Linked DNA regions of Homo sapiens: region 2 is linked to region 1. Evidence: read pairs that join two places in POLR2A ChIA-PET (ENCODE). Cell type or tissue: Caco-2. All regions are shown on one strand. Links, peaks and the distances in the headings refer to the core of each region. The heading gives the core; the rest is flanking DNA.

Region 1 (5,368 bases), core at 85-5,084:
CTCCTCAGACTGGAGGCTTCTGAAGGAAGGATGTCTCCTCCATCACACCGGGGGCTCCTGAGGTTGGGGCCTTGTCTCCCATGTGAGCCCTGGGATTAGAACAGGTATCGTCTCAGATGGTCCCTGGGCACCCTGTGTTCTTCCCTCCTATGTGGACAGGATGGTTCCTGTCCCAGGGGTGGCTTGAGTCCTAGTAGGGGGTTGGAGAACAGAGGGGGTTGGCAGGACAGGGTGGCTGCTTTTGAGAGGGTAACAAAGGACTCTGTTGTCCCAGCCCCCTCCCGCCTTCCCTAAGGGGCCCTGGCAGGGTCATCTCTCGGGAGACGCGCCTCCTCCTTCCTGGGACTGGCCCCATCTTTAGCCCCACTTCAGAAGAACTGCTTGTTCCTTCCCAGGAGACCTGGTGCCAGATGAAGCCCCTGGGAGTTGGACAAGACAGGTCCCCAGAATTGTGTGTGACTAAGGTCACCGCAGGAACTGAACAGCTTTTCCTCTGCCTGGGGCTGGGCGGCACCTGGCTGAGGCCACAGTTGAGCTTCTGCCTCCCTGCACCTGGAGAGGGATCTGCTGGTCTAAAGGGCCTTCAGCACTGGAAGCACTGTGACTGATGTCGAGTCAGCGGGAGGCAGGATGCAATGTCTGAACCATTCAGTGGTTCAACAGCCCGTGTATGGGCCTGGATGAGGCAGGAGGTCCCTTTCATGCTGGCCCTGGGCCTGTAGCCCACAACCAACTCACTTGGTCCTTGTGCGGCCACACCCTTCCCTCAGCCTTGCAGGGAGGCTTGTCGAACTGGACTGAACTCTTTCTTCCTTTCTTCCCCCATCACACTGGGGGCTCCTGAAGTTGGGGCCTTGTCTCCCACATGAGCCCTGGGATTAGAATAGGTATCATCTCAGATGGTTCCTGGGCACCTTCTCTTCTGCCTTCCCGTGTGCAGGATGCGTCCATCCTAGGGGTGGTTTGAGTCCTAGTAGGGGGTTGGAGAACAGAGGGTTGGACAGAGGGTGAGCAAACCTCTGCTAGGTTTGTTCCCTCTTCACCCTTGCCCCTGCCTTGTGCAAAGGGCATGGACAGGTTTTGGCATAGGGCCAGGGGAGGGGTGGGGAGTAGACTGCTGTGGCTCACCATCTCAGAATGGTCCCAGAGGCATGCTCTACTGCTTACTTATTGCTGTGTGACCTTGGGCATGACATGCACCCTCTCTGGGTCCTAGTTTCCCTGTGAAGTCAAATCAGGTGAGAGGCCCTTTTGCTAGCAGGTCCAGGAGTGACCTTTCTTCTGGGCGGCCAAAGTCTCAGGCCTCTGCTACAGGCCAGTGGGACTGAGACCACCAGGGAGTGTGTCCTGGGTGGGGATGGGTGTTGGGTGCTGGCGGCCAGGAAGGAATTGGCTACTGCTCGAAAGGGTAGTGCTGTCTCCCATGGTATCAGGTCCTTGAACAGCAGTCATGTTCACCTCCAGGGACATAAAGCATCTGTAGCAGGTCCAGGGCAGTGGCTCATGCCTGTAATCACAGCACTTTGGGAGGCCGAGGCGGGTGGATCACTTGAGGTCAGGAGTTCGAGACCATCCTGGCTAACACGGTGAAACCTTGTCTCTACTAAAAATATGAAAAATTAGCTGGGCGTGGTGGCGGGCGCCTGTAGTCCCAGCTACTCCGGAGGCTGAGGCAGGAGAATAGCATGAACCCGGGAGGCGGAGCTTGCAGTGAGCCGAGATCACGCCACTGCACTCCAGCCTGGGCGACAGAGGGACAGAGCAAGACTCTGTCTTAAAAAAAAAAAAATACTCAGGTCAGGAACACTTCCTCCAGGAAGCCTTCTCTGCTGCTCTGGGGCCTCCTCTGGGCACCTGCAGGCCCTTCGGTGATCTGATTAGCATGGATTATTAGCAGATTAGCATAGCGGTTAGGCTCTTGGAAGAACCAGATTTCCTGGTTTCCAGTCCCAGCTCTGACACTTACCAGCTGGGTGGCTTCCCTGATTACTTAACCCTTTCTCTGCTGTGGCTCCCTTATCTGTAAAATAGGGTAGTAGGTTGTCATGAGGACTGAGTTAAAATTAAGTAAGATAAAGCAAAGAAAGTCCCTGTGCAAGGTCAGTTTTATGCGGTTCTTATCGCTTATATGACGTCTCACCGGCCCTGCCTCCCTAACCCAGCTGTGAGCTCCCCCAGGGAAGGACCCTGTTTGATTCATTTTTTTGAGCCTCCCAAGGCCTCATTACAAGCCTGTATTATTGCTGGCTTTCAGTACCTGATTGCTGACTTGACCACATACAACAGCTGTCCCATCCTTCAAGGCCTGGATCACATACACCTCTTCCTCTGGGAAGCCCTCACTGGATTCCCAGCGCTTTGTGACCTTCTTGTAATCTCTCTCTCTCAGCACTCATCCCTCCCTCCCTGCATAGGTCCTGGTTATTTGCACACTCGTGATGATGTCATCTTGTGAGGTCAAGAACTTTTCAAGAGCACCCTGGATCTGCTTGTCCCCAGCACCTGCGCAGACCTGGCATGCCGCTGAGCTCCATAAATATTTGTTCAGCCAAGGCATTTCGCTGGGAGGAGATACTCTAGGGGGTGGGCAGTGTGGTTGGTGAGGACCATAGGACATCATTGCTGATTTCAAAATATCTCAAAGTAGCCCAGAGCCATAGGAATTAGATTATTCTTTGTGACCTAAAGGGCAGAGGTCACTGGATGTTCAGCTTTACCTTGCTTGAAGACTGTATTTTCTGACAACCAGAGCTCTCTGGGAAGGGGATTGGCGGCTCATTCCCGCCTCAGGGCCTTTGTTCCTGCTGCGCCTCTCTGTCTACTTGGTCCAATCCTACTTCCTAAATAGGTGCCCCGGCCACGGAGCCATTCTCTCCCGGCCTCTGGAGGGCGCGCTCCATTCTTCATCCTCATCCTCAGTCATGTACTGAGCCTTTCCCGGGTGTGGGCAGTGGCATGGGAGAGTAGGGAGTCCCTCCTTAGGATGGACATCTGGGTCTGGCTGCAGTCCCTCCAGTGTGGTTTGACCCGGCCTGAGGAGGGGACCATGGTTTCCGATGACCCACCGGTGATCAAGGAGCTCTTTATTCAGCTGGACAGCCTCCCTTGGCTGGCAGAGCACAGAGCTCCCCATCGGCTCCCCACTGGGCAAGTACTCAGAACCCACCTAATTACTGGGGACAGAATTCTGGGCACTGCATCCAGCAGGCTGCGGTCATAATCAGCTAATTAAACCACCCAAGCATTGCTCCTTGGCCCAGAGCAGAGGGAAGGGGGGTGAGGTGGTGAGGCTGGGAGGAGATGTAACAGGGGAGGCTCAGAAATGGGTCTGCAGAGCAGGGCTCGGAGAGGGAAGCAGGAAGTGCAGAGGGAAGGTGAGAAAGAGGGAGAGAAGTGGGCAGATGCCCAAAGGTGCCATCTGAGGAGAGCACCCAAGTGGGGTGAATGGAGGGAAGGGGCTCTGGCCTGGGAGACAGGGATCTCACTTCTTCACTGTCCCTGTGCTGCCATAGGCAAGCTGCTTTTCCTCATTGGGCCTCAGTTTCTCTATGTGTCAAGCAGGAAGTAGGAGAGGCTTTGGCCTAGAGGCTCCTCCCTAGGACCCTTTCCTTCTCTCGTTAGGAGGGGAGAGGGCGTGAGCAGCAGTGTGATTCTGGCGGGACAGCTTGGCCTCTGGCAGCCCTGCCTTCTGGAAGTGGCAGACAGTGTAGGAGTCTGAGCCAGCCTAGACTGGGTGGGAAGGGAAGACAGTTGGGAGCAGCAGTCTGCCCACCTGGCTCCCCAAGCATGTCCTGCCCTTGAGCCTTGGTCCTGTCTTTGGGACTGTCCTGTGGTTCCCAAACTAGTCCTCAGCGAGGGACTCTTTAAGGCCGAGGGCTCCCTCCCCAGGGCTGGGCAGTGTCATTTCCATCTGTGTAGGAATTGCCCAAGTAGCACCCTCAGAGAGTGTGGAGGAGGGGCTCCCAGAGCTAGAGGCAGGAGGTTTGGAGTTTGGAATTCAGAGTTAGGCAGACTCTGCTCTACTGCTCACTTGCTAGCTCCATGACCTTCAGCTTGGGTCTTAAACTCTCCGGCCTCAGTTTTCTCCTTTGGGAAATAGGTATAATAATATTAATGGGGTTTCTGTGGGCAGAGAGGGTAAGGGCTTCATAAAAAGCCATTGTCGGCCAGGCATGGTGGCTGACGCCTGTAATCCCAGCCTCTTGGGAGGCTGAGGTGGGCAGATGACCTGAGGTCACGAGTTCGAAACCAGCCTGGCCAACATGGTGAAACCTCGTCTCTACTAAAAATACAAAAATTAGCCAGGTGTGGTGGCACACACCTGTAATCCCAGCTACCAGGGAGGCTGAGGTGGGAGGATTGCTTGGACCCGGGAGGTGAAGGTTGCAGTGAGCTGAGATCTTACTATTGTACTCCAGCCTGAGTGACAGAGTGAGACTCTGTCTCAACAACAACAACAAAAAAGCCATCATCATTCAAGACTGAGGGTGGATCTCAGCTCCTTCCCTCTCCCATGTCCCCTTCCTCCTCTTTCATCCCTCTTTTCCATGGTCCAGGGTAGTGTACACAGCTGAGTGCGCGGGGGTGGGGGCACAGGGAGTGGGGGCTGTGCCGGCCAGCGGAGAAGCTCCAAGGAAGGCAGGAAGGGAAGTGAGATTGCCCAGGGCCAGCAGCAGCAGTGTGGTGCTGGGGCTGCTGGCGCCACTCCCCTCTGGCCCCTCACCCACGGCAGATTCTCTAGGAGGAAGTGGGGAGAGATTGGGGAGCAGGAAGCTGGGGGCGGTTGTGGAGGGAAGTCCCTTGGCATCCTGGCCCCAGGCTCCTCTTTCTTAACCCTCACCCCTGTGCAGAGCCCCGAGCCTGGCTTTCTGCCAAGGGAGCCAGCAGGCCACTGTTTCACACACTCAGAAAACAACAGCTTTCCTGGTTCCCAACCCCAAGTAGGAGGTGCCTGCTTGGAGCTCAGGCACTTGGAAAGCAGCGCCTGCTACAGGGTCTGCCAGGTCTGGAGGAGGCAGCAAAAGAGAAGAAAGACCCCCAGCCCCCACAGCCTCTCCTCGTAGTGCTGGGCTGAGATATGCCAGGGACTCTGACTCCAAGGCAGCTGGTTACATAACTGAGCATGCCTCCCTGCTCCTTTCCTCCCTGTTTCCCCAGAGGGGCCTTGGAGGAGGTGCTGCATTGCTCAGAATTCCTGCACCCAGAAGGTCGTGGGGAGCATCCCCCTGCCTTGGATAGTGGTAGTGCCGCCCACACTGTGTAGAATGGTGAGCCATGTATGCTTCCTCAGTGCAGGCCTCTGGGGTTGGCTCTGAGCATTGTCCCCTCCAACTCTCTTGGGAGCAGAGCTGCAAAGCGGGGAAGCCTC
Region 2 (5,368 bases), core at 161-5,160, 80 kb before region 1:
GGCACCCGGCTCCCCGGCCCATGTCCTCACTTGCAGCTGTTCGCGGTGGGTGGCTTCGACGGCCTGAGGCGCCTGCACAGCGTGGAGCGCTACGACCCCTTCTCCAACACCTGGGCGGCCGCCGCGCCCCTCCCGGAGGCCGTGAGCTCGGCGGCGGTGGCGTCCTGCGCGGGCAAGCTCTTCGTGATTGGGGGCGCCAGGCAGGGCGGCGTCAACACGGACAAGGTGGGCGTGGGCCTCAGGCGCGAGAGGGCGTTGAAGGCTGGGGTGCCCACTGTGTGCCAGGCGCAGAATTGGGCGTTTCCATGCCCTTGTCCATTTATTCACTTAATCCCATCAACAGCCCAGACCAGTCACCTCCATGTTTCAGGGAAGGAAATGAGCAGAAAAATGACCCCAAGGTCACACAGTGGGTCAGCAGCACACTGGGACTCAAATGTTTGGGCTGGTGCCATGTAAGTTTCATACATTTTAAAAATTGAGGGCAAGATAGTTAAAATGCTTTTGTTCCATTCCAAAAACAATACACTTACTACTGAAAATTTAGAAAACACAGAAAAATAGAAAAAAAAAAAACCCATAATCCCACCGTCTAGGCAGAGCTGCTATTCATATTTTGGTGTGTTGCCTTACAGGCTTCCACTGAATTGATTTTTGTTTTTCTTACAGTTTTGTTTTGTTAGAATTTTGCATTCTGCATTTTATTCTAATTTAGGTATGAGCATTTTCCACGTGATTATCAACTTTACAGCCATCATTTCAATGTCTGTACTATTCCACATGGTGGATGAACTAGAGTCTACTCATCTTTTATTGTTGGGACATTTAGGCTTTTTGCAAATAAAAATATTTATCATAGCAGTTCCTTCCCTCCCCTGATGGCCTCATAAGCCTGTGGTCCTAGGACTTGACTCTTTCCCAAATTAGGGTGCCCACGCTTCCTTATTCCCTGACCACATTCTTCCAGCAAACCCTCCTGGAGCTGAGTGATAGGCACTCATGGTGGGAGGCCCCATTTAACACCATCCATGCAGCACTGATTTGTTATAGGCTGCTGTGGGGGGAGGGGGTCTCCAAGGAAACAGTTGAGGAAACAGAGAGTGAGGTGAGCAGGCAGCTAAATACAGAAACTGTTAAGGGCATCAGAAACACCCATGGGCATGTGGACAGCTGTAGAAATAGGGCTGCAAGACACCTCAGCTAGAATCTAATGACCTGAGAGCACCAGGAAAAGAGAAGGGAGTTGACAGTGTATGCAGCTAGGAACACATCCCCGTCGGGGGTCTGCTCTGAGGACCCTCTATAACCCTAAAGCAGACAGTACCTCTCCCAGCTCAGTATGATGTGCTCTATGATTAATCTAACATGAGGCGACTGTGTTCTCCATCAAAGGAGAGACTGTTCCTGTGTGTGTGTGTTGAGGGGTGAGGGGAGGGGGGAACACCAGGGAGACCTTTAAGGATGGGGTGGCATTTGAGCAGGACCTCGAAAGATGAGGAGGCTTTTGACAAAGGGAGTCCAGAGGCAGAGGACAGAACATAGAACTAGATGAAGAGCCCTTGAGGGCAGGGACGGTGGACCTCCCCCTCCCTCCCAGATGCTGGCTCAGGCCTGGTGGACACTGGCAAATGTCGTTTTGAATGAGTGCCCCCGGGGGGAGAGGTGGCAGCATGTGGGCGGTGGGGCATTTGTTGGGGGGGGCGGTGAGTCTTCACCACTGCTGCTCTTGCCCCTCAGGTGCAGTGCTTTGACCCCAAGGAGGACCGGTGGAGCCTGCGGTCACCAGCACCCTTCTCACAGCGGTGTCTCGAGGCTGTCTCCCTTGAGGACACCATCTATGTCATGGGGGGTCTCATGAGCAAAATCTTCACCTATGATCCAGGCACAGATGTGTGGGGGGAGGCAGCTGTCCTCCCCAGCCCTGTGGTAAGTGGAGGCTTCAAGGCAGGAGAGCGGAACCCGCTTCTAAGGCTCTGGATCTTGGAGCTTGTGAATCTTGTGACTCCATCCTAGGTGGTTTTATTATACATCACTCTCTAGCTCATCCTCACAGTGATAGTGAACCATGCATTTCACAGATGAGGAGACTGGCCTTAGAGAGGTTCAGCACCTGGCCCAGGCCAACAACTAGGCCCTGTTAAGGCAGAGCCTAGAACCCTGCAGTCCCAAGTGCTATAGCTTTGAGTGGGGATTTGGTCCAAATGACCCTGTGGTCTCTCCTGCCCCGAAGGCCACTGCTAGTAACCAATCATGAGGTAAGATGTGGGGAAGGGAGTTGCTAAGGTCTGCTCTAGTGATATCAGAGCAGGGAGGCCCAAGTCCTGGAAGCTCTGGCCCCTGCAATTCCCTGCCTCCCCTACCTTCTTCTCCATCCCCTGAAACTCCAGAGACTACACAGATATGGTTGGACTGGAGGTCTCTGCCAGTTCTGACCTTTGGTGACCTTAGAGGTGAGATTTCTGGCTTGAGTCTGAGATTCTAAGATGGCGGCAGTCGAGATTATTGTTATTGGTGTGCTTACCACATTCCAGGCTCTATGTAAAATGCTTTATATGCTTAACTTCCATTAACTGTTAAGGGAACCCTGTGAAGAAGGCACTTTAGTTCTTCTCCCTTTGCCGATGAGGAAACTGAGGTCCAGAGAGGTTAAGTGACTTGCCTAACGCCATTCACTGAATAAGGGTCAAGCTAGAGCTGGAACTCAGGTCCATCCAGTTTCCTGCCTCTCTACAGTCCAGATTGCCTGTTCACAGTCTGTGGGTCAAGGTTCTATTATCTGGCCTGGCCAGGCAGGGACAGAGGAAGCCCCAGGCTGGACCTGATAGTTGTCTTTCTGTTTGTCCACCCAGGAAAGCTGTGGAGTCACTGTGTGTGACGGGAAGGTCCACATCCTTGGCGGGCGGGATGATCGCGGAGAAAGCACCGATAAGGTCTTCACCTTTGACCCCAGCAGTGGGCAGGTGGAGGTCCAGCCATCCCTGCAGCGCTGCACCAGCTCCCACGGCTGTGTCACCATCATCCAGAGCTTGGGCAGGTGATTCAGATTTGGACAGCCTGAGCCAGGAGGCGGAGAGGCAGGCGGAGCTCAGATGCACACTCTGCTCCCTCATGGCACCTCCACGCAAACAGCCCTTAACTTAATGGTCCCTTTTCTTGTATAAATAAAATCTTGTTGGGTCTGTGTTCCAGCTGCAGTCTGCCCTGCCTGGAGATGGAATGTCTAATATTTGCTCCCTGTGTTTACTCTTGATGAAGCACTTTTATACCATTGCAGTCTGTCTGGGCTACTATCACAAAACACCTTAGACTGGGTGATTTATAGACAACAGAAATTTATTTCTCACAGTTCTGAAGGCTGGAAAGTGCCAGATCAGGTGGCCAGCAGATCTGGTGTTTGATGAGGGCTCTCTGCTTCCTAAATAATGTTTTCTTGCTGAGTCTTCACATGGGAGAGGGAGGCCAGGCAACTCCCTCCAACCTCTCCTATAAGGCTCTAATCTCATTCATGAGGGTTCCACCCTCATTCCCTAAGCAATTTAATGCCTTCCCAAAGGCCCCACCTCTTACTACGATCGCTTTGGGTATTGGGTTCTGACACATACATTACCTCATTTACTTTCAAAATAGTAGTGTGGGCATTTTTAAAAACTATAAAATATTTCATGCATAAAAAACACACACTATATATATTAACAGTTAAAGAATAAAATGTCTGCTTCCCACCACTTAGAAAGAGATGGTTACAAACACCTCTGCAGGCTCGCGTCTGTTCCCAAACACATCCTTTCCCACACTCATCCCAGACAAAGTTACTGTCCTTAAATTTGAGATTATCAGGACTCACTGCTAGGAGCTGGAGACAAGCAGCGGGCTCCCCACTCATGGAAGAGGCTGAAACAAAACAAAAACAGTTATGGATCCCTGAACAACTACGGAGTGGAGGCTCACAGCAAACTGCAGGCCCAGGGTGGGGGCACCGTAGCCATGGGCCTCTGAGAAGCCAGTCACCCTGGCTCTGCACCTGAATCTGTCAGGTGTCCAACGTCAATGGGGGCACAAGCCCCTGATGTCATTATAAGCCTGGGGCTCTAGGGGCAGCAACAAACTGCTGGGTAGGGAGGGGTGAGCTCAGAGAGGGAGAGAAAGGGAACAAAAGACACCATAGACAGATTCTGCGAGGCTCTGTGCATATCGCTGTGAGGCCTGGAGGAGCTGGCCAGGCCCCAGCTGCAGGCTCCCCCTCATTTGTACTCAGATTGCCTTTGGAAGAAGAGCGATCATCTGCTCCTTGCATCTCCCTTCAGCACAGAGCCAGCCCCACATCCCACCCCATCTTCCAAAGCCCCAGGGCCCTGTCTACAGGGTCTCTCCAGCTGGGGCCGGCCCATCATGGCAGGAGTAAAGGCCCGGGTCCCAGCTGAGCTCCGACCCGCCGATTATCCCAGATTAGGGAGCCTGTGACCATCTGGACACAGCTGATAATGGCAGTGGAGGAGGGGAGTGGGGACAGTTAGCCTGCCTGCGCCCACCCTATGGGGAACGCTCAGGACAAAGCAAAGAAGGCATCATATCACTGGCCTACCCAGGGAAAAGGCAGGGGCAGATCCAGGGCACGCTCCTCCCAAACAAGTGGGCATCTTAGTTGGCTGGACCCTTCCCACATGCCAGGCAGGGCGCCCCATTTACCCCATGCTGACTGTTCGTGCCTCCAGTGCGCTTTCGTGCACGTGCCCTCTCCTTTGTCTGCCCAGGCCCACCTTATAACCTCAACCCGAGTTGCCTCTTCTCCTTGTGCCCCTTCCTTATCCGCTGCCCTCCTCTATCACCGGGCACATGGCCAGGTCTTTCTTTTATGTGACTTCTCTAGTCTCCCCTGACACACCCATAGGATTCCCCTTGAGGCAGGAAAGGTGTCAGTTTCACCTGTGTCCTCCAGCGCCTGGAACAAGGCTTCCCACTGACTACACTAAATCTTGTAATAGTGTAAGGCAGGCACTATTGCCGCCCGCCTGCCCCCTCACAAATGAGGAAACAGAGACTCAGCCTTGTGAGGTGAAGTGACTAAAGTCATTGGGCTGGGAAGTGGCAGCAGAGCCAGGATTCAGACCTGGGCCCAGCTATCTCCGAAGCCAGCTCTCTCCACACTGCCTCCCCCAGGCTCTGCTAACCTGACAAATGGCTTGAGTGCAGCACAGATGTGTCGAAGGAGGAGAGACCATCATTTGCACCATGGGGAATCCCTGTCTGATGGGATACTGTCCCCACCCTAGAGGCCTGCAGCTAGATGGACACATGGTTCTTGTCCCTGATAAGAGAGGTTCACAAACACAAGCAAAAGGTGACACCCCAGGTGTGCTAAGCTCCTAGG

What was found. Peaks named below come from ENCODE experiments on the same cell type or tissue, not always from the same donor. Only the 100,000 strongest peaks of a DNase experiment are listed, where the experiment ranks them.
Region 2: POLR2A ChIA-PET joins it to region 1 with 5 read pairs; 7 of 35 experiments call an interaction of 5 or more read pairs at or near these places.

The regions. Positions count from the first base shown.
Region 1 is chr11:75,340,234-75,345,601 of GRCh38, reverse strand. All of the region lies in intron 1 of ARRB1 (arrestin beta 1), which reads left to right. Among named protein-coding and RNA genes, the nearest start is that of MIR326, 7.7 kb to the right of the region's middle. RefSeq lists enhancers at 3,354-4,217, 4,665-4,854, 4,218-5,081. In Caco-2, for the core only: no CTCF peak of the experiment used is centred there; DNase peaks (open chromatin) are centred at 571, 1,921, 2,491 and 2,868.
Region 2 is chr11:75,420,250-75,425,617 of GRCh38, reverse strand. KLHL35 (kelch like family member 35) reads left to right here. Exons shown (of 7, transcript NM_001039548.3): 5 at 37-225; 6 at 1,738-1,926; 7 at 2,850-3,224. The coding sequence ends at 3,038. It also overlaps a transcript of RPS3 not described here. Among named protein-coding and RNA genes, the nearest start is that of KLHL35, 10 kb to the left of the region's middle. In Caco-2, for the core only: no CTCF peak of the experiment used is centred there; a DNase peak (open chromatin) is centred at 3,037.